Linked DNA regions of Homo sapiens: region 1 is linked to region 2. A link is a loop called in an ENCODE intact Hi-C map of the cell type or tissue named here. Cell type or tissue: chondrocyte. All regions are shown on one strand. Each heading gives the region's core, and the rest is flanking DNA. Links, peaks and the distances in the headings are about the cores only.

The links. A loop is a pair of places that touch in the nucleus more often than their neighbours do. Peaks named below come from ENCODE experiments on the same cell type or tissue, not always from the same donor. Only the 100,000 strongest peaks of a DNase experiment are listed, where the experiment ranks them.
Region 1: a loop joins it to region 2, with 4 times the contacts of the local background. A loop is called at or near these places in 41 of 110 quality-filtered maps.

What each region holds. Positions count from the first base shown.
Region 1 is chrX:132,087,989-132,099,436 of GRCh38, forward strand. It overlaps FRMD7 (FERM domain containing 7), which reads right to left. Exons shown (of 12, transcript NM_194277.3): 4 at 9,278-9,356; 5 at 6,054-6,151. Among named protein-coding and RNA genes, the nearest start is that of FRMD7, 34 kb to the right of the region's middle. RefSeq lists a silencer at 4,604-4,663. In chondrocyte, for the core only: a CTCF peak has its summit at 4,643; no DNase peak of the experiment used is centred there.
Region 2 is chrX:132,607,220-132,618,667 of GRCh38, forward strand. No RefSeq gene overlaps it. Among named protein-coding and RNA genes, the nearest start is that of HS6ST2-AS1, 55 kb to the right of the region's middle. In chondrocyte, for the core only: CTCF peaks have their summits at 5,957 (motif pointing left), 7,276 (motif pointing left), 8,312 (motif pointing left), 8,520 and 1 weaker place; a DNase peak (open chromatin) is centred at 6,002.

The sequences.
Region 1 (11,448 bases), core at 1,161-9,160, 520 kb before region 2:
ATTGCACAAAGTCTAATACCCACTCACAATCAACAAAACAAAACAAAACACTTAACAAACAAGGAATATACCAAATGGTGAGAAACTAAATGCTTTCACTTAAGATCAGAAATCAGGTAAAGATATCAAGTGCCTGCCACATCTATTCAACATTGTACTGATGGTTCTAGTCAGTGCAGTCAGGCAAGAAGAAGAAACATAAAGAATTTGCACTGAAAAGAAGGTGGTAGAACTGTCTTTACTTGCACTCAACATGATCCTGCATGTAGAAAATCCCAAGGTTGAGCGTGGTGGCTCACGCCTGTAATCCTAGCACTCAGGGAGGCCAAGGCAGGAGGATTGCTTGAGCCCAGGAGTTCGAGACCAGCTTGGGCAACATGGCAAGACCCCATCTCTACCAAAAAATGTAAAAATTAGCTGGGTGTGGTGGCACATGCCTGTGGTCCCAGGTCCCAGCTACTTTGGAGGCTGAGGTGGGAGCATTGCTTGAGCCCAGGAATTCAAGGCTACAGTGAGCCATGGCCGTGCCACTGCACTCCAGGTTGGGTGAATGAGTGAGGCCCTGTCTCAAAAAAAAAAAAAGGAAAAAAAGGAAAGAAAAAAAATCCCAAGGAACCTATGAAAAACTACTAGAACTAATAAATGAGTTCAGCAAGGTAGCATGATAGAAGATCAATATATAAAAAGCAATTGTATTTATATATACTAGCAATGAATAATCTAAAAATGATATTTTAAAAAGTTCCATTTACAATAGCATCAAAAAAGAATAAAATACAGAGGAATGAATTTAATAAAAGAAGTGTAAGGCTTACACACTGAAAAGTACAAAATGCTGCCAAGGGAAATTTTTAAAAGATCTATATAAATGAAGAGATAGTTCATGTTCACAGACAAGAAGATTCAATATTGTTATGGTGGCAATTTTTTCAAAAAATAATCTATAAATTCAATGCAATCCCCATCAAAATCCCAGTAGGCTTTTAAAAATAGAAATTGACAAATGACCTTAAAATTTACATGGAAATGCACAGATCTCAGAATAACCAAACTATTTTGAAAAAGAACAAAGTTGGGCAATGTGTACACTTCCTTATTTCAAAGCTTACCTCAAAGCTACAGTAATTAAGACAGTGTGGTAATGGCATAAGAATAGAAATATAGATCAATGGAACATAAGTGAGAGTACAGAAGTAACTCCTTACATTTATGGTCAATTGGTTTTTGACAAATGTGCCAAGACAATTCAATGAAGAAAAATAATATTCTTTTCAACAAATGTTGCTAGGACAAATGGACATCCACACACAAAAATATGAAGTCGGACCCCTACCTCACACTATACTCCATGCAAGCGTACAAAAAAATAGCTCAAAATGGATCATAGATCTAACTATAAGAGGTAAATTTATAAAAGTTCTAGGAGAAAATCTTTTTGACCTTAAGTTAGGCAAAGAGTTCTTAGATACAACACCGAAAGAATGATCCACTAAAACTACACAGAAAGTGAAATTCCATCAAATTTTAAAACTGTTGTACTTCAAAAGATATCCTTACAAAATGAAAAGACAAGCCACAGATTAGAAGAGAAAATTGCAAATTGTATATCTTATAAAGACTTTTAATCAGAATTTATAAAACCCTCTTAAAACTCAATAATAATATAAAAACTCATTTAAAAATGGGCAAAAGATTTGACTAGGCATTTTACCAAAGAAAACATTGGAATAAGCACATGAAACTGTGCTCAACATCGTTAGTCATTAGGAAAATGCTAATTAAAATTGCAGTGAGATACTTTATACCCATTAGAATGGTCATAATCAAAAAGATATACAATACCAAGTGTTAGTGAAGGTATGAAGAAGTCAAAAACCTTGTACATTTCTAATGTTATTGTAACAATTTGAATTGGCAGTTTCTGAAAATGTTCAATATAAATATATCATAAGACCTAGCAATTACACTCCTTGGAATGTACCCAAAAGAAATGAAGACTTGTATCCACAAGAACACTTGTGTGCCAATGCTTATAGCATTATTCATAATAGCTAAACTGGAAGAAAATCCAAATGTCCACGACCAGGTGAATAGATAAACAAAATGTGGCTGGGCGCAGTGGCTCACTCCTGTAATCCCAAGCACTTTGGGAGGCCAAAGTGGGTGGATCATGAGGTCAGGAGTTCGAGACCAGCCTGACCAACATGGTGAAACCCTGTCTCTACTAAAAATACAAAAATTAGCCGGGCGTGGTGGTGCCTGCCTGTAATCCCAGCTACTCAGGAGGCTGAGGCAGGAGAATTGCTTGAACCCGGGAGGTGGAGGCTGCAGTGAGCATCTCAAAAAAAAAAGTGGTAAATCCATAAATGGAATACTGCTCAGCAAAAGAAAGGAACAAACTGTTGCAGCTCATGTTAGAGCATGCTTTAATTTAAAAATCATTATTTTGAGTGAAAAAAGTCAGATGCAAAATACCCCATATTTTATCATTTCATTTACATGAAATGTTCAGGAAAGGCAAATCTACAGAAACAGAAAGCAAATTAGTGGTTGCTTGGGGCTGAGCGTGGGAACAGGGCGTGACTGCAAGTAGGGATGAGAGATGTCTTTTGGTGTGATGGAAATGTTTTAAAACTGGATTGCGGTAATGCTTGCACAACTCTGTAAATTTGCTAAAAATCATTGAGTTGTGCATTTAAAATGGGTGAATTTTATGATGTGTAAATTATACCTCAATAGAGCTGTTTTTTTAAATAAATCACATGCACAAACACACACACCCCAATTTTCCAGTTTATTAACCACAAATCCCACGTTGACCCTAAGAAAAACAAAAGCACATAAGACTGTGCTTTTTTTTCTCTCCATACAAGACTATAGCAACCTAAGAATACAACTATGACATACGAATGAGTAAATAGCTCCAGTAACAGAAGGTGACAAATGTTATAAGCACCTTCACTGTTACCACGCTGGTCCAAACTACCATGGTCTCTCTCTCCTGTAATATCCTTTTATCTAGTCTCCCCACTTCCACCATTTCCTCTTGAGGTCTGTTTTCACCACAGCAGCCAAAAGGACCCCGTCAAAACCTAATTCAGATTATTTCACTCCTCTGCTTAAACTGCTTCGATGGCTTATCTGCTCATTTAGAGTTATGCTATAGGTCTTTCATATGCTTTTTTAAAAAAGAGATGGCCAGTCGGATATGCACTCCTGGCCTCAAGCGATCCTCCCACCTCAGTCTCCCAAAGTGCTGGGATTACAGGCATGAACCAACACACCTGGCCCTTTAATATGCTTTTAAGACCTTCATATTTATTCTCTTCCTCTCTTACTGAGCTCCAGCCAGCCATAAAAGCCTTTCTGATGTTTCTTGAACACCCCAGGCATGCTCTCACCTCAGGCCCTTTGCACTGCATGCTCTCTTTGCCAGGATTCTCTTTCACATGATTTTGTTGCATAGCTTACCCTCCCACCTCCTTCAAGTCTTTGTTTAGCTGTCATCTTCCCAGTAAGCCTACCCTGTCCACCTTATTTAAATATTTATGCTGGCTGGGCACTGTGGCTTACGCGTGTAATCCCAGCACTTTGGGAAGCCAAAGCGGGAGGATCACTTGAGGCCAGGAGTTCAAGACCAGCCTGGCCAACATGGTGAAACCCTGTCTCTAACTAAAAATACAAAAAAAAAAAAAAAAAAGCCGGGTGTGGTGGCATGTGCCTGTAATCCCAGCTACTCAGGAGGTTGAGGCAGGAGAATCACTTGAACCTGGGAGGTGGAGGTTGCAGTGAGCTGAGATCGCCCCACTGCACTCCAGCCTGGCTGATAGCGTGAGACCCCATCTCAAAAAATAATATTTATGCCGATGTTAACTCTTGTCCATAAAAGAAGAAAAGAATAAAATTTAAAAATATAAATATTCAGTATCTGCCCCCAGAATTCTTCCATCTCCCTCCTACGCTTCATTTTTCTCCATTGCTCTTATCACCTGCTACCATGCATTATATAATTTATTTACTTATTTTGGTCATTGTCTGATTTTCCCCCGCTGCCAAAATGTGAGCTCCACAAGGGCAAGGATTTTTGTCTGTTTATTGCTGTGTTCCCAGTGCCTATAATAGTATCTGGCATGTGGTAGGTACATGATACAATTTTCTTGAATTAACGACCAAGAAGAGTTACTGAGGGAGTTCATAAAAGAGGGACACTTCATTTGAAATGTTCAGCTTGTGTTTGGGAGGGAGTGTCTGGCTAGAATAGAGAGGTGTGTAAGTGTAAACAAAGGAGACGAGAAGGTTGGAATGTGGAGGTTCTTGAACGCTTAAAATATAGCAGGTATCCAACAAATATTAGATGAATGGAAAATTAGACAAATAAATGTGGAGGTTCTTGAACGCTTAAAATATAGCAGGTATCCAACAAATATTAGATGAATGGAAAATTAGACAAATAAATTGCACAACTAGAGCAATCTAGTTGTGTTCTGCATACTACGTTAGAGTTTAGTGAAATAGTCTCACTGCAATCAATTGCGAAGAACTACCTAGTTGGAACTTTAGCTTTTTTCCATGGAAAGAGTTTCTACTGACAGACAATATCCTCTAGAAAAGCTCAAGTGCTCTGTGCTATGCCTGAAACGGCCACTAGGGAATGCTCAAATCCATAAGGCAGAACTGTTAAGAATGAAATTGAGCTCCCCCGTCAGAGACTGCCTGGGAGCCCCAATCCTCTGACTGCTGCCTCAACAGGCAGCTAGTGGAGAAGGATGTCTTCTAGCACTGTTTCCTCTATCTGCTCTACCCTATGCTCCCACCCCAGTGCCAAAGTACAATACTGGACATGACGGTTAGTGTCCTCGGCATTCAAGACCCTTCAAAATGGTGCATTTTCCATCACCTCTTCTAAACAGGCCCTATGTTTGGGCTATACTGGGTCATTTTTCATCCTCTATATACGTCACTTCTTGTCTAACCACCATTTTTGTTTTCATGCTGTTTCCTTTACTGACAAGTACTTATCCAATTCCTATGTGTCCCTTTAAGGCCCAGCACAAAAGCCACCTTCTCCAACAGCCTTCCATGATTACCATTTCTCTTACTGCCCTCTGCCTTTCTGAGATCCTAGGGCTCTCATTGATTGTCCCTGCCAGGAGTCACTTGGTAAACACTTATTCAGACACTGTCCCTATCTAAGCACTGCATTCTGGGGCTCCCGGTGAAATTAGAAATCTGTCATTTCTGGACTATCAGAAAGGTAAGGTACAGAGGTCAAAAATGAACTTAAGATACAAAAAATGAAGTTATGATCCTGCAGGACTGGTAAGAAACAGCCTATTCTTTGGAGGCCTCTCTAGAAGGGAGAAAATGTCCAGCTGGCTTTAGAAGAGATACTATCTCCAGCTGCCTATACCCTGCCCTTGGGGCTGTAGCAGCAGCCTGGCCTGCCAGGCATCACCCCCTCCCTGGAAGGCCCCTGCTGTTCCCCAGACCACCTTCTACCTACCTTCGTTATGCAGCCTAGTCCAGCTACTTGTTGGTTGTTAGGATATGGGGAACGCTAATAGATGCCTGGGGCTTTTTTCCCTTTTAACCTCTCTCCACCTGCTGTACTCTGTGCTTTGTTCTCTGAAATCATGATAAAGAGCAACAGAGAAATCACAACAAACGTGACAATGTGCTACAGAGAGCATGTATCAGAGAATTATCCTGGGGTAAGCAGAGGGAGTGGGGACCTGTCTGGCAAAGCCCATGCCCAAATTAGCCCAAACCAGTTCCTGGACAGCTTTCCCAGAGGCGGTAGGAGGGGAAGGCTGGACTGGGGTAGAAGAAAATCAGCATTTACATTTAATCCACAGAACCAAAGGTATTCTTGTCACTATTTTAAAGACAAGGAAACTCAGGCTCAGGCCATGCTGTTTCTCTCTATCTTATCCAGGCTTTCTCTCCCCTGTAAACCCTAACACAGTGATGGGCATGTGTGGGGAGCTCAGCTCCTGTGCTTGGTTCTCTACCTGGCTGATAGGTCCCAAAGCAGACAGACATTTGCTACTTACATTGTAAGATGTGAGATACCATCAACGCTGTACAGTTGTCACTGCATGGAAGCCTTCCTAGAGCCAAATCCTTCTTTATTTGAAGAGTAAAAAGATACCTGCAAAGAAATTGGGGAGAATCTCTTGAGAAAGAAACAGAAATAAGAAAGAAGCATTTTCCTTCTCCCAGATCCAAGATGATTCAAGAAAGGAATGGTGCCCCCAGTCAGTCAGATGCCTTTTTGGGGGTGGTGAGTAATGCATAGGCTTTGCTTCAGCCCCAAACCAGACCCGGACCACAACTCAGCTGATTGAACACTTTGGCAGGCCTCACAGCCATTAGGAATCACCCTGGCCAAATCCTCCTGCCAAATTGAGAAAGTTGGCCAATCATCCTCTGGTGGTTTCTGCCACGTAGCAAAGCCACATTCCCAGCTAGAAAGAATAGGAGATCAAGCAAGAATAAATGCACTCAGGAGGCCAGTAGCATACTGTTTACAAAACACTATCAAGTACTCACTACCATAACAACTTAGGAGGTTGGTGGAGCAAGAAATGATCACTCCAGTTTACAGTTATAGAAAGAGAGGGGCTAGGTGATTTTGACAAGGTCATATCACCCAAGGATAGTGAATCTGTGGCTAGAACTTAGGTCTGCCCCTGAATTCAGGCTGCCTCCTATCCAAAAGACTGTGTTTTAGAAATGAAGAACTTGGGGCCCTGCTTCTGCCTGTTATTCCCTTGGCCTGGACCATCTTCTCTGTATCACCAGTGCCCAACACATCATTTTACACAGTTAGTGTAATTAATGTTTGCTGAAAAGAACTAAACCAAACTGCCCCTTTTCCCACCAAATGCTCATCAGGGACCTATGAAATGCAGCTTGGTATCTAGGGCTCTGCTAAACAGATAACATTTATCCCACACTTATGAAAAAGTCATTTTCAAAGGAGAATCAAATTTTGTAAAGAAATGTGCATAATGAAGACTACCTACCACTAATTACCTTCTTCCATGGTCCAAGATTGGTTCCAATATTTTATTTATTTATTTATTTATTTATTTATTTATTTATTTATTTATTTATTTATTGAGATAGAGTCTCACTCTGTTACCCAGGCTAGAGTGCAGTGGTGCAGTCTCAGCTCACTGCAACCTCTGCCTCTGGGGTTCAAGCGATCCTCCTGCCTCAGCCTTCCTAGCAGCTGGGACTACAGGCATGCACCACCATGCCCAGCTAATTTTTGTATTTTTAGTAGATACGAGGTTTCACCATGTTGGCCAGGCTGGTCTTCAACTCCTGACCTCAGTTGATTGCCCCACCTTGGCCTCTCAAAGTGCTAGGATTACAGGTGTGAGCTACTGTGTCTGGCCCCAATATTTTGTTTTATAAATTAAAACACTGAGTACTATGAGCATTTCCCTATAAAAATGTGATTTTCTAAATAAAGGTCTATGTGTACTTTTTTTAAAACCAATTAAGCCTTGAAGGCAATGTGGTGAATCAAAATTAATCGCAAGTGATATGTGAAAATCTAGATTGAAAAAGCAAGTAAATTAGCAGGTGATTATTCAGTTTACAAAAGCATTCATCATTATAATCTTTCAAATTATGAGCTCTCCTTATACATTAGAAACGATTCAATTAGAAAAATTACATTTGCACACCACTCTTAGAAACCCATGTATTAGCCTAGACAAGGCATCCTTGTAGACTCAACTAAAGTTAAGTATTATTTAAATGGACCAATGGGAAACAAATAAATGAAGCCTAACCTTTGTCATTGCCTGTTTTCAAATATAGTTGTCAATGAGAATAATCAGCTTTAGTTGCTAAAGGAAAGGTGAATTTCGTTTTGCTCCTAGCATGAAAGAAAGGGAACTTCTTGTCATTTGACACGTTCCTTGCTGTTAAGAAGGCAGCTGCCTGCTACAAATACCAAATCCTTGCTCTGAACAGCTGATGAATCATTTATCATCACATTGATTTTCCCATTCTTTTTTTTTTGGAGGTGGGGGGAGTTTATCTCCATCAAAATTGGTCACAATTTAAAACTCAACTGAAATGGGTTAGCAAACGCAAATACATATATATACCAAGGTATCAAGTTATTTGGGAAAGTGGCCTGTAGCTCACAAATGTGGAGAGAGAATTAGGAGAGAGAAAGACAGAAAGAGAGGCTTGTAAAAAGCGACTTTTGCAAAGGCCACTCAGAAAAGTCTTTATAAAAGGGGCAAAGATTGAACTGGCCATGAACTCTTTTGGGGGGAAGACATCAGGGAGAATAACTGGCAACCTTCTGTGATCTTGGACAGTCATTTTAGCTCCCATGACCTATCTCTTCCTCTGTAAACTAAGAGGGCTCGATTAGATTATCTCTCAGACCTCTTTCACGTATAGGAGTCTAAATCTAAGCCAGGTGTGGTGGCTCATGCCTGTAATCCCAGCACTTTGGGAGGCCAAGGCGGAGAATCATTTGAGCTCAGGAGCTCAAGACCAGTCTGGGCAACATAGCAAAGCCCCATCTCTAAAAAAAAAAAAAAAACCTTAAAAATTAGCCGGGCGTGGCGGCAAGTTCCTGTAGTCCTTGGCGGGAAGCAGGGCACAAGGACTGAGGTGGGAGGGTTGCTTGAGCCAGGGAGGTTGCCACTGCACTTCAGCCTATCCAACCTGAGGCAGAGCAAGACCCTGTCTCAAAAAAAAAAAAAAAAAAAAGTGTAAGTCTAGAAAGTAGAGTAAGGTTTTGAGGAATGTTTTGTTGACAACATATTTTTGCAGAAATAGGTTTACTTTGTAATTCTGAAGGACATTTTTTCATAAGTATTTATCATCATTACAGATTATTTTGTCTTCTGTGAGATACATTCACAACCCCCACATTTTCAATTTCCATGGAAATCGGCTGGTATTATACCCGTGCTGTTAAGCTGCCCTCTCTGACTGAAACACAGATTCATGAAGGAGAGCACATTCATTGTTGTAGTAGTTAATGGCATAACCCCCAAGTGGATACCCAGGCTTGAACTTCTAGAACACACCTCTTTCTTCCTGTAGTCTCCACCCTTTGGATGATGAACACCTGGGGAACCAGCTAGGCCCATCCTCTCTCCAGATCCTCACCATCTCCCAGACAGTGACTTAAAGCCAAGTTTTGTGAGAATGGCCAGAAGCACTTGCCCCCAATAAATGGAGAATAATGATTCTTAAGTAACATCATGCAGAGACACACAGGTAATCACTATACCTTGTAAGTTCTTCCCGCAGATGTCCAGGGTCCACTGGGAAAAATTTCACCATAAATTTGAAAACAATCTCCTTAGGATCTTAAAACACAATATCTCCATAAGTTTTATTTAAATGTCCATCACAACAGTTATAGGTACACACACACACACACACACACACACCCACACACACACCGCTCTCCTCTTCCGTCCCCTCCCCATCACTCCCTCCTACAGACTTCTGTGTTTCCATTTATCACATGTATAAAGTGTCACAATTTCTGGATTGTGTCTCTATGTATATAGCGATTGGGAAAGTTCTCCCACCCCTCTTTCTACCCTCTCTGCCTTCGAGTTTATTTGTATAAATGTGCCCCTTTGAGGCCTACTGTGTCCTCTCCTAAGTATCCCATTCAGAAAAATACAGCACTTGCTAGTTGGGATTCTGCATTCCTGACTGAGAGAAGGGCTCAACTTCAGCTGAGGCAGGTGTACATTACCAAGCCTAAGTATCTCATAAAGAGAATTCAAAGCATGATGGACTGATACCTCTATCTTATACATTAAGAAAACACATATACTTATCTTCACACCTGCTTGCATTTGAAAATTAACTTTTACACAAAACATAAATGCACACATGCAGCATTAACACCATTGATTCAGTAAATATTTGTTGGTGCCCATTATCTGCAAAGCAGGTATTGGGAGTAAAAAGACAACTAAGAGCTCACTGTCTAGTAGAAGAGACAGACATCTAGACAGTTATAACACTCTAAAATGCTATAAGCACTGAGTACTGGGGAAGCACAGAAGGGAGGAAAGAGTTTGGAGGAGGTCAAGGATGTCCTACCAGAGGACTTGAGACCTGAGTAGAGTGGCCAGATTTAGTGAATAAGAAGCACAGGATTCCCAGTTCAATTTGAATTTCAGATAAACAACAATTGCATGAGATGTGCTTATATAAGAAAATTATTCTTTGTTTATCTAAAATTACAATTTAATAGGGCATTCTGTATTTTATCTGCTAAGCCTCCATCTGAGATTAGTTTTGTCAAAGTCAGCAGAGGTAGGAATACGAGGTAGCTAGTAGCAAGGACAAGGCTAGGAAGGTAGCCAGAGTTCAATGCTTTGTGTACCATCCTAAGGAATTGGGACTTTATTCCTCGAAGGGTAGGTAGTAGGGAGCCAGGAAAGCATTTTAAGAAGAAGAGTGATGTGATCAGGTTGGTGTTTTCAGTAGATTTCTTTGGGAGTAATGTAGATGATGGATGAGGGGAATCAATTTGGAAGCTGTTGGAATAATGTGACAGGTGATCCTTATGCAGTGGGAACAGACAGAACTTTGGGAAGCACTAACATGTAAAGAGCAGGTAGAGGAAGAGGAACAGTGCAAAGTCCTGATAGAAATCCGCCTGCCTCAGAAACATCTGTGGAATTTTGTTTTCAATAGATTTCTTTGGGAGTAATGTAGATGATGGATGAGGGGAATCAATTTGGAAGCTGTTGGAATAATGTGACAGGTGATCCTTATGCAGTGGGAACAGACAGAACTTTGGGAAGCACTAACATGTAAAGAGCAGGTAGAGGAAGAGGAACCAGTAAAAGAGACATTAAAACAGTGCAAAGTCCTGATACAACTCCGCCTGCCTCAGAAACATCTGTGGAATTTTGTAAACATGCAGGTTATTGGCAACTCAGGAATAAGGCCCAGGAATCGGCATTTAACAAGAAACTCAGGCGATCCTAATGCACACTGAAATTTGAGAACCATCACACTAGATTGTAAAATATAGGGAGAAAATATTTCATACATATTAGGCACTTAAATATGAACTAAAGCGAGTGAATAATGCTTGTGACAGGATATAACTAAAGAATCTTCAGGCAGACAGTGAATGGCATTGCAGATTGACATCAAGGATGCTCGAAGATTTGCAGTGCCAGAAAATGAGATATATTCCTCAAACCAATCCAGAGTACTGTAATTACCAGAGTTCTTCAGATTTACTCAAAGATCCAGCAGCATGATTTCTTTCATCTCAGGCAAAATTAAAACAATTTTCTAAATTGCTGAATTTACTGGATGTATGAAGGGTTGAAATAATATCTCAAAGCCCTTTTCTCCCCTTATATTAAAATGAGAAATTGTGTGAGGTTGTTGAAACCTTTCTCAAGCTCTAACTGTGAA
Region 2 (11,448 bases), core at 1,807-9,806:
TTCCTCAGTATGATTACAGACTCCTAAAACAGGGTGCTGTCTAGGAGGGAAATCACGCAACAGTGGAAAGCTATTACTCACTCTTTTTGGAAGCCTGTTCCCTCAATACTGTGGCAATAAAGAAAATTCTGAGTTTAACGATGGTGGGGATAGAATAGAGGAGTGGTGGAAGCAAGCAGTAATTCTGCCAGTAACACCAATGAAGCCATGTGGTCTTTTCAACCACGGTACAAGGAACACCTCTCAGCTCTGGATATATTACTCAGATTCTTGCATGAATCAAATAGTGAAAATTCAGGCACACTTTCAGACACCTATGGAAATCTTGGCCATGCTTAACCAGAACTTTATAGAAGTTCACATTCTTTGATCCAATACTTTCATTTCCATGAAATCATTCGAAATACAGCAAAGTTTCATGCATAAAAAGTTTAAATACAGTGATATTTATAACAATGAAAACAAAAACAGGCTAAATGCTAAATCACTTGGAAAAGGCTAAACTATATACTCGATCAATTGATTACTATGTAGGCTTTAAAAAATTACATAGCAGGGAAAATGTTTATGCTAAGATATAATTTTAAAAGATAAAATTGTGAAACTTCACAAAGTTACATGTATTCTTATGATCATGTAAAACAAACAAATCATAAGAAAAATTATGCATAAAAGAAAGACTGGAAGGAAATATAACAAAATGGTGAGACTTGGTATAAATTTTCTACCAACTTTTAAAATACGAATCTATATTTCTTTTATAATAGAAATAATACTGTGGGCTGGGTGCAGTGGCTCACACCTGTAATCCTGGCACTTTGGGAGGCTGAGGCAGGTGGATCACCTGAGGTCAGGAGTTCAAGACAAGCCTGACCAACATGGTGAAAACCGGTCTCTACTAAAAATACAAAATTAGCCAGGCATGGTGGCGGGTGCCTGTAATCCCAGTTACTCGGGAGGCTGAGGCAGGAGAATCTCATGAACCCGGGAGGTGGAGGTTTCTGTGAACCAAGATGGCACCACTGTACTCCAGCCTGGACAACAAGAGTGAAACTCCGAAAAAAAAAAGAAAAAGAAAAGAAAAGAAAAAAAAGAAAGAAAGAAGGAAAGAAAGAAAGAAAGAAAGAAAGAGAAGAAAGAAAGAAAGAAAGAGAAAGAAAGAGAAAGAAGGAAAGAAAGAAAGAAAGAAAGAAAGAAAGAAAGAAAGAAAGAAAGAAAAGAGAAAGAAAGGGAAAGGAAAGGAAAGAAAGGGAAAGGGAAAGGAAAGGAAAGGAAAACAGTTTATTTAAAATTCTGTTTAAAAGTATCTAGAATGCCATGAATTATAAGATGGATTCTGACTTCATGGACAATAAAATGTCCAAAAAACTTATGTGAGACCCTAGGACTGCCCAACTCTAGCCCTACAAAACAGTGGCCAACTCTGCCACTCTTTATCCATCTGATTATGGGCAAGTCACTTAAACTCTCTGAACTTCCATTTATGCCAGGTATAAAATAGAAGTTAATTCCACAAAACAGCTTAGCACCAAGCCTGAAACTTGCACTCAATAAAAGTTAGTTATTATTGCTTGTAATAGTATTGCAATGTCTTCCCTCTAATTCTGATAGAAAGCAAAAATGATTAGAGAAAATTTCCAGCAAGAAGTTTTCCTTTTGTATGTGAAAATGTGAGGATGGGTTTGGTAGGTCTGCATCCACAAAATGACTTCTCTAATGTTTACATTTTACTTACATTAATTAACACAGAGTCATGACACAGGCAAGGGAGGCATCTAAACAGCAAAGGTCAGAGAACAGGTTTCTTTTATATATTTATTTCAAAAGACTCATTGCACTATGTAGAGAAAGAGCATGGGGTTTATGAAACTGCAGGTTACTCATTTAAACTCTGGGTGCCACACCTCACTGTAGGATTAGAAGGGGGCTCTCTCAGGCATTAGCCTACTCCCCCAGCACTACTTCCAGGAGCAAACAATTGCAGTCCTTGGCATAAGTGGATTGTGACAGATCTACCTGGTGAACATTCAGAAAGTGGGTTTATTTATTAATACCTTTCTCTTGCCCACAATAGATTTGAGACAGCTACATTTAAAAAGAAAATGGGGAGAGCCAAAGCAAGGAATAAGTTCCTACTAGGAACAGATGTATGGGAAAGTATTCTTTATTGCATGGAAGGAAGGGGAAATAATGTGGGTCTTTGTGTTGGACTGTGTGGGAAGGTAGTTCAAACCATGACACTAAAGTAAAAGGAAATTTTAATGTACATACACACACACAGACACACACACACACACACACTAGCCATCACAGCAGGCAGCCATGAGCTGCCTAACTCTCCATATGCACAGAATTCATATTGAGCAATGCCAATTGATACTGAACATTCCAAACTGTCTTGCAGGACTTTCACCCTAAAGTGTGCAAAGAATGCATCTTGATCCTTTGAAGAATTACAGAGATGTCTCATCTTTGGAAATTCTTGGAAACCGGAGTTCCTGGAGATTAGAAAAAGCCAACTAAAAAAAATCTACCTTTTCAGAAAGGATAGAGAGTCAACATAGAGATGAAAGATTGAATAACCCAATTTTACTCACAGGATAATATGTTTTTAAAATTCCTCAATGAAAATAAAAAGAACGATAAGAATAGCACAGAGTACTGAGTAACAATCAGCACTACATTATGAAGAAAATAGTCATGCTGACCCAATCTAATTTTTGTTGGGTAACAGATGACAAGCCTAATGGATTTGGGGCAGCAAACAACGTAATATGTATTAACCTTGGAAAGGCTTTTGATTCTGCTCCTAGCCGTGACCTACTCATTAACTAGCTTGAAAAATATTGTTCACACCACATACAAGTGGCACTAGTGGATGATAGTGACCAGCTGGGTTTTGATAGCTCAGTAAGAACCAGAGATAGGGAATCACAGTGCATATTGTTTCTCAGGGAACTGACCTAAGTCTGATACAATTTAATATTTTCATCAAAACTTCAGTGGGTGGAAGAGAAAACATGCCTGTTAATTACAGGAAAATAAAGGAATGAAGATTTTTAAACCCAGAGATAAGAAAATACATGATAAATGGTAACTATTTTATCCTCTACCTCTAACAGCAAAACGAAAACAGATTTGGAAGAATATAGGAATGAAGGGAAGAAGGGAGATAAGACACTAATCTTTGACACGTAGCACCTTCTAGAATAAGACAAAAAGGAGGTCAAAGAGCGTGAAGATGAGAGAGTAAGTAAATGATGGGGATCTCAGAGAAGGAGTTCTTTATAAGTGTACAGATAAGGGGAGCCAGTGGAGAAAGCTGAAAAGTCACTTACAAATATAACTGCAGGTCAGGATCTGACGGTGTTATGTGACTAGCAATCCATAGGCCTGTTGGAAAAAAGTACACCAGGCCACAAATTGCCAAATATGCCTTAGGAATATGTTTAAGGCAACAACTCAGCAAAAGGTAAAATACTCAGCTAAAATGGATGGCATTCGTCATGGCATTTTTTTTCTGTGAGGGTAAATAGTCAAGGGGTTGAATGTGGACAGAATCTTGATGGAATGTTACCATGGTGCAAGAACATACAGGTCACTCAGAAATCACAAGCATTCAAGAAAATGCAGAATAGGAAGGCAAATGCTTTCAACAAGCCGAAAACCCGGATAGAAGTTTCCAGGTGGTCATAAGGGAAGTGTGGGGGCAATTCTACAGGTCCAGGAATGGATTTGTCATTATTAGTCCAGGGGAAGAAAGAAGAGGAGGGAGAATAAGAGATAGAGTTGGCTGAAGCAAGAATTCCCCAGAGCCCCAGAAAGCAAATTGGAATGCTTTATACCAAAGGCCAATCTAGCCAGATCACAAAACTCTGATGACAAGTACTAAAAAGTACATGATTGTGTGTTAAGTGACTTAGAAAGCCCTAAAGTGAGACAGGACACAAAAAGTCAAGAGAAAAACATTCTTCAATTAGTTAAGGCAACAAAGGAGGCTGAAGGTAAGAAAAACATGATTTTCCAGTCATCTCTCTTGTTCCTCCCCCCAGACCCTCACATCATCCCTCGGAGAGCTACTGCCAGATGACAACCAGGAAACACTCATAATACAAGTGAATTGTGTGGGCCTGAAAAGAACAAAATTAAGGGGTATTAGGAGCATGTAGTTGTTAATCTCCATCTCATGCAGGTCTTAGCTTTTTGATTTGTTATTGAGGATTATTTGGGTACCTGTGAAGCTTTGAGAAGAGAAATAATAACTCTTATAATCCTGGTAATGTCTTTTTAAAGAAATTTATTTTTAAATTTCATAATATGTTAATACCTGCTCATTATTAAAAACATAGAGAGAAGTATATAAGGCAAAATATGATAATGTTCCTTCACATTGGCAATTCAAATTCTCTCCGCAGAGCTAGAACTAATTAGTATTATCAGTTTGGAGTGTGTTCTACCAGGTCTGTTTCTGTATATTTACGCACACACTTCTTTAAGTACGTAGACACACACACACAGTTCTTTAAGTACATAGACCAGAGATTGGCCCATGTCAGCACATGCAGTTCTGCCTCACTCCTTTTAACAACTGCATATCCTATGGTATTGATAGTTTATTTATTACTGGCCTAATTGATAGACAATTAGATTGATTCTCATTTTCTCCATTTTGTTCTAGTATAATTAATGTTGTGATGAAAGGCTTTGTATACACAAATTTGGGCACATACTGAATATTTCTATAGGAGAGGAGACATTCCTCAGAGTCTAATTTCTTGGCATATGCATTCGAATTTTTGATAGAAACTGCCAAACTGCCATCCAGAATTGCTATTCCAATTTACTCTCAAGGATATATGACAGTATCTGTCGATACTATCAAAACCTCTGGATATTATTTTTTATTTTTATTTTTGCCTGTCTGAGAGGCAAAAATAATGCTTTTTGTTTGGACCTGCATTTCCCCATTATCAATACCTACACTATCCAGTGAGATTAAGCACCTTTTCAAATGTTAGTTTATATTTTTTCTGTGAATTGCTTGTTTAATGACTTATACTTATTTGGTATGTTTATCTCTTTCTTATGGGTTTATATAAGTTCTTTGTACATTATGGATGTGAATCCTTTGTCATATGTCGTATAGTTATTTTCTTGCAGACTATCATTTGTCTTCCATGTATTGTAACATCGTAAAACAATCTTTATCCCTAGTGCTATGGCTCATGCCTGTAATCCCAGCACTTTGGGAGGCCAAGGCGGGAGAATCAATTGAGGCCAGGAGTTTGAGACCAGCCTAGGCAACATAGGGAGACCTCATTTCTATAAAAAATAACAAAAAATTAGCCTGGAGTGGTAGGGCACACTTGTAGCCCTTAGCTACTCGGGAGGAAGGCTGAAGTGGGAGGATTGTTTGAGCCTAGGAGATTGAGGCTGCAGTGAATTGAGACTCATAAGCCATCTTGTACTGATATTTCTTTCACCACCCTGTACAGGATTTATGTGGCATAATGTAAAGAACCTCATAATCCAGCCTTGAGAGAAAAGTCTGTAGTAAGAAGGATAAAAAAAAATCTGTGTCCCATCCCACCCATAGCCCACCACGCATGTCCAATGGGAACAGAATCTGTCATATAAAAAGTGCCAATATGCACCACAGTTTAGTAGCTTGCTGCATAACTGACAAAACCGAGCTCATAATTAGCTGACAGATTTACAGATTGCATACCCGGTCCCCTTCACCAGGATTTCAGTGCCAAGGATGGGTGTAAATAGATTTTCTTTATTCTCAAACACTGTGGATGATATTTGGTAAAACACTTACATTTCCTGGCTCTCTTCCATGTTTGCTATCTTCCCCATGTTTAGGTCCCATATGGAAAAACAAGAACAAGAACACTGAATATTTAGAGGGCCTTGATTTCCCTCCTGGTGCCATACACCATCTGCACAGTCACTGCACCATCCTGTGGCCATGCCTGGAAACTGCACACTCGCTGCTCGTAGGCAGCCTGCCAAGGTCCCCTCTGCTGAAACCTTGCAACCGGTCTATCACCATCTTGTCTCCTCTTTGCCTCTTTCCAACCACCAAATTAGAAAGGAAAGGCAATGCTAGCGAAGCTTATCCATGGTATTTTCTTATCTTTCTCTCTTTTAGAGGGTGTGTGTGTGTGTGTGTGTGTGCGTGTGTGTGTGTATGTGCCTACACACCCTGTCAGGACTGCCTCAATGCCTCAACCGGCTTTAAAGGCTGAATCAGAAATCCTGAAATTCAGATAATGGGACTTCCAGAATAAATACTGCACAAAGGTCCTATTCCCTTCAATCATCGATATCATCTTCCCCAAATAGCAGCTCTGTATTTGATTTTTAAAAGAATTCCCCTGTAATACTACATAGCTTCTGAAGTGATTTTGACAGAAACAGACATATTTTGCTTCAGCAGTAAAAATGACCCAAAGTAATGCCCTCATTAAAAGCAATAGCAACAAATAAACAAACAAAAATCAGCTTAAACACTACAGATGGAAATCACCTTACGAAGTCAGTAAAATGGTATGTCTCTGAGGTGTATGATGATGTGACATATTTAACAGAGTTTCCGTCAAAGTAGACTGAGGCTGGATCAGTGAAACAAGAAATATATGACACACTCAGGCAGTGTTGACGAAAACAGGTCACTGCCTTCTTTTGTAAGGGAGTATGGAGCATTTGACAACTCACAAGCTCTAAAGAGTAAGGGCTGAGTCAAGGCCATTGCCTTGGCTTTGTAATGTGTCAACTTGGGTAGGCTTGACCACATTTCCCAGCATTCTCTCTCCTGTATGTTTTCTTTCGGTTGTTGTTTGTTTGTTTTTGAGACGGAGTCTCACTCTATCACCCAGGCTGGAGAGCAGTGGTGCAATCTCAGCTCACTGTAACCTTCACCTCCCGGGTTCAAGCAATTCTCCTGTCTCAGCCTCCTGAGTAGCTGGGATTACAGGCGCGTGTCACCACACTTGACTAATTTTTGTATTTTTAGTAGAGGTGAGGTTTCACCATGTTGGCCAGGCTGGTCTCGAACTCCTGACCTCAAGTGATCCGCCTGCCTCAGCCTCCAAAAGTGCTGGGATTACAGGCCTGAGCCATGGTGCCTGGCCCTTCTCCTGTACGTTTTGATTAGAGTGTCCACACTCTAATCATCTGTCCACAAGACAGATTATTGGGGGCCATTCAGAAGGTAGAGGGGAAGCAGCAACAATTTTGCAGCTCACACACCTTGTTGCTTATGTTCTGGCTCCCTCTGTTGGTGTCAGGGCATGGCTGGGCCTGCAACTGCTCCATCTCTCCCTGTATCCTCTTTCTCCTTCTCCAACTTTTGGGCCAGGTGTGTGTGTGTGCTGGTCTCTGTAACAGTGTCCTAGTCTCTGCTGGCCGCCTGTGACATCAAGGTCAAGGCAGCAAGTATTAACACGCGTTTCAGTTAATCCTCGCAGCTTCCATTGGGTTCCTGCTTTCCCCAACTTTACATCCATCTTCACTTCCCAACTGCCCATCCTGTAGATGTCAAGCTTCAACATCAGACACCAAAAACTACCTTACAAAGATGGTTTAACCAGCTCCTACAATTACGTGATTTCAAATTCCTGAAACAAATCTCTTTATAGTTAAGCGTGCATACTTGTAGTTCTGTTTCTCTCATTGAACCCTGATGGATACAGCCACATTATGGAAGGGCCTCACACAAAGAAAACCCACCACACCATGAGCTGCCCTTGAAGTTAGTGAAGCTTTTCCAAGAATATAACTTCAATGAAGCAAGGCCTCATAAATTTCCTCTCGGAAAAAATTTAATCCAAACATATGTCTTGAGTGTCTGCTATGGGCAAGTCAATAATGGGAGATGGATAGTGTCTAAAAAGCACATTCTTACCCTAAAGAATATATCTACAGTTCAGTAAGGGAGATAAGTTAGGCACACAAAAATAAAATGTAAGGCAAAATGTGATAAGCTTTGTAAGAGAGGTTCAAAGTGTTGTCAGATAATCTTCCTGACCAAGGATCTAATATCTAACTGTGTATAGAAAGAACCACAAACACTCTACTTTATCACCTCCAAGGACATGACTACTTGCTTTCAAGTTTTTCAAAGTGTACATAAATCAGGTAGGACAACATCCTAATTAGTCACATGAAAGGCTGTTTATTGCTTGAAGAGAGCTCCTCGGGAGGAGTTGCTAAGTTGGGAGGCTGCCCAAGACCAGGGGTCAGTATGCTGGATCATGTGCACTGGGGCCTGTTAGAAAGTGAGCTGCGTGGATGACTGAGATAGAGCGCCCCCTGCTGAAAATGACTCCATAACCTCAAGAACCACCAGCCGGAGGATTGATATGGGCCTGCTGATAGCCCAGGGCCACTGCAGAGGAAACTCAAGATAGAAAACATGGAGATCAGGGATGACTAATTCTATTATGAGTGATCCTTCATGACAAAAGCCTTTGCAACAGAATTCATTTCAATCTCCATCACTCATTGATTAATTCATTCAATAAACATGGTATAGTAGTCCCACTTTATTTGTGGTTTCCTTTTCCATGGTTTCAGTTACTGTGACCAACTGCAGTCTGAAACTATTAAGTGGAAAATTCTAGAAATAAACAACTCATAAGTTTTAGATTGCACACTGCTTTGAGGAGTGTGATGAAATCTCATGCCTTCCTGCCCCATCCTGCCTAAGATATGATGCATCCTTTTGTGCAGTGGATCCATGCTGTAGACACTACCTGCCCATTAGTCACTTTAGTAGCCATCTCAGTTATCAGATGGAAAAAACATAGTATATACAGGGTTTGGTACTATCCATGGTTTCATGCATCCACAGGGAGTCTGAGAACATGTACCTCATGGATAAGGGGCCACTACTGTATTGGGTATCTAAAACATTCTTCCTCTCCTGTGACAGCATGCCTTTTTGCATGGCCAGCTTCTTCTCATCCTTCATGTCTCCATTTAAATGTTACCTCCTGGAGTAGCCTTCCTCCATTAACCTAAATGTACTCTCTCTGTTACCCTTTATCACTTTCCTCTATATATTTCATTCGTGGCACTTAGCATGGTTTGGCATTCTAATTGGCTTGGAAGATGTTTTGATTAACATCAGTCTCCAATGCTTAGACTATTAGCTCCACAGGAGCAGATACTGCATCTCTTTTATTCATGTCTGAATACCCGGCATGAGCAGACCGTGGCATGTAGTAGGTTAGGGACTCAGTAAATATTTGTGAAATAAGTGAATAAATGAATGAATGACTACCAAGGCACAGCACAAGGTGTGGCTCTATGAAGGTGACTGGCATAGTCCACCTCTCTGCCTTCCCCAAGCCAACAATCTAGTAAAGGAGACAAATGAGTGGCCATGAGAATGAGTGACGGAAATGGCCACAGGCAGTCTTACTTATTACCTCCCAAAACTACACACACACCTACCAAGTTTTGGAAAATGTACTTAAGTCAAGGCAGATAGGATCCTAATTCATCACACAAAATACTATTCCTTACCTTACTGGAATGAGTGCTGGGATGGCAGCTGACACAGTGAGAGCGGGGCACAGAGGAGAGAAAACTAAATTCGGTTTCAGGAAGGTCAGGGAAGACTTGCTAGAAGTGGTAACATCTGAGCAGGGTCTGAGGCGAAGTAGGGATTAACTAGGCTAAGATGGTGTATCTGCATGCATGCATATTTGTGTATGTGTGCATGTGTGTGAGGGGGGTGTGTGTGTATTATTGAGTGGAGGAGCATTCACTGATAATGGAGAATAATAGAGTGAAACAGATAAGGAATAGCATGGAAGGCAGAGATTACCACATGCAAAATGTCTAGAGGTGAAATGAGAGATGATGGCAAGAGAGGAGAACTCAAAGAGCTCCTCATGGCTCATACCTGGAGTGTGAGAGGCAAGTGTTAAGCGATGGGACAGGCAAGTCAACAGAGGCCGGATCATGAAAGGCCTTGAATGCCAGACTAAATAATTAGGAATGATGCTTGAAGATATTCACTGGGTGTGCTTTATTTACAAAGATGCCATTTCATTGATTATGCATCGCCAGGGATTAAAATGAAATACACAAAAAAATTAACATTTAGTACTAATACTACAGATTTCCCTAGTTTTTCAGGACAAATACTGAAGCATGTAGATACACAGTGGAATAAAATGATAGAAACTGTGATTGCCATGGAAAATGCAGAGCATGTGGTTGATGTATATATTGCCAATGCTGTATGCAACACACAAGGAATCCGAAGGACAGAGACGAGGACACCGTATGCATCCATTAACTAGTAGGCATTGTTGGGAATCAACATTGACATTGTTCTTATCCACCAGAAAAAAAGACATCTGCCAACTTCAGGCAGATGTTACTCTGTCCAAAAAAGTGCCCACTATGTGTAAAATGCAGCACAAGACTCTATGAGAAGAGAATGAGAGAAAATGTCCAGCAAAAAAGAAATCTAGTCTCTGCAGGGATTTCAGGTAGAAGCATTTCCTTTTAGCTATGGTGAATTCAATTACTGGGTAACCTATCAGAACACAATGAATGGGGAAAATAATGTAAAACCCTACTGAGAAAAACAGTGTAGGTGTTCCATAAAAATGTACTGAATGAATAAAACATGTTAGTCAAAAACAATAATCAATTGCTTTAGTGCTGGAAATGTTTGCCACTATTGATCCAATTAAATTGCCAAGCACCAGAACTCTGCTCTAAAATACGGTGCATGCTTTAATTCATTTAATCATTCCCTCAAATCTATGGGGTGAATACTGTTATAAATTCAACTTTAGAAATGAGGAAAGTAAGGCTCAGAAAGATGATGTGACTTACCTCAGGTTACACAGCTAATATGTGGTGGAGCCAGGACTATGGACCCCCAAAATTTGGCTCCAGAGACTGTGTTCTTGACCACTATACTATTGTAATAGAAATCCATTCCATTAGGAAATGGAACAGAGTGTGCAAAAGAAAAGTAAGATAGAAATCCTTTAAAAAATATTTTGTTAAAACATTAGTGTAGTGCTGTGAACACTAGCCACAGAGAAACCTGAGATTTAGTCTCAGCTCTGCCACTAATTCCCTGTGTGACCTTAGGCGAGTCAATTGTTCTCTCTGGACCTCAAGGTAAAATGGAAAAAGAGGGGTGGAAACTTGACATGGGTTTGTATGATGGTGTCGGAGTTGAAAGAAGCTTTAAAAATGCTTTTTGATGATTTCAAAAGAAATTTTGCTGCTTCAGATGTATCCCACCCACGAAGTGTGGAGATCACATTCTCTCTTCGATTTACAAAAGTACAGTGTAGAGACTGTGTATAGTGATGGTTTTTAGTAAGAAATGCAATATATAAAGCACAGAGGGCCCAACTCAGACCAGAGAGACCAAACTATTTTGTTGAACATTAAAAGTATTAT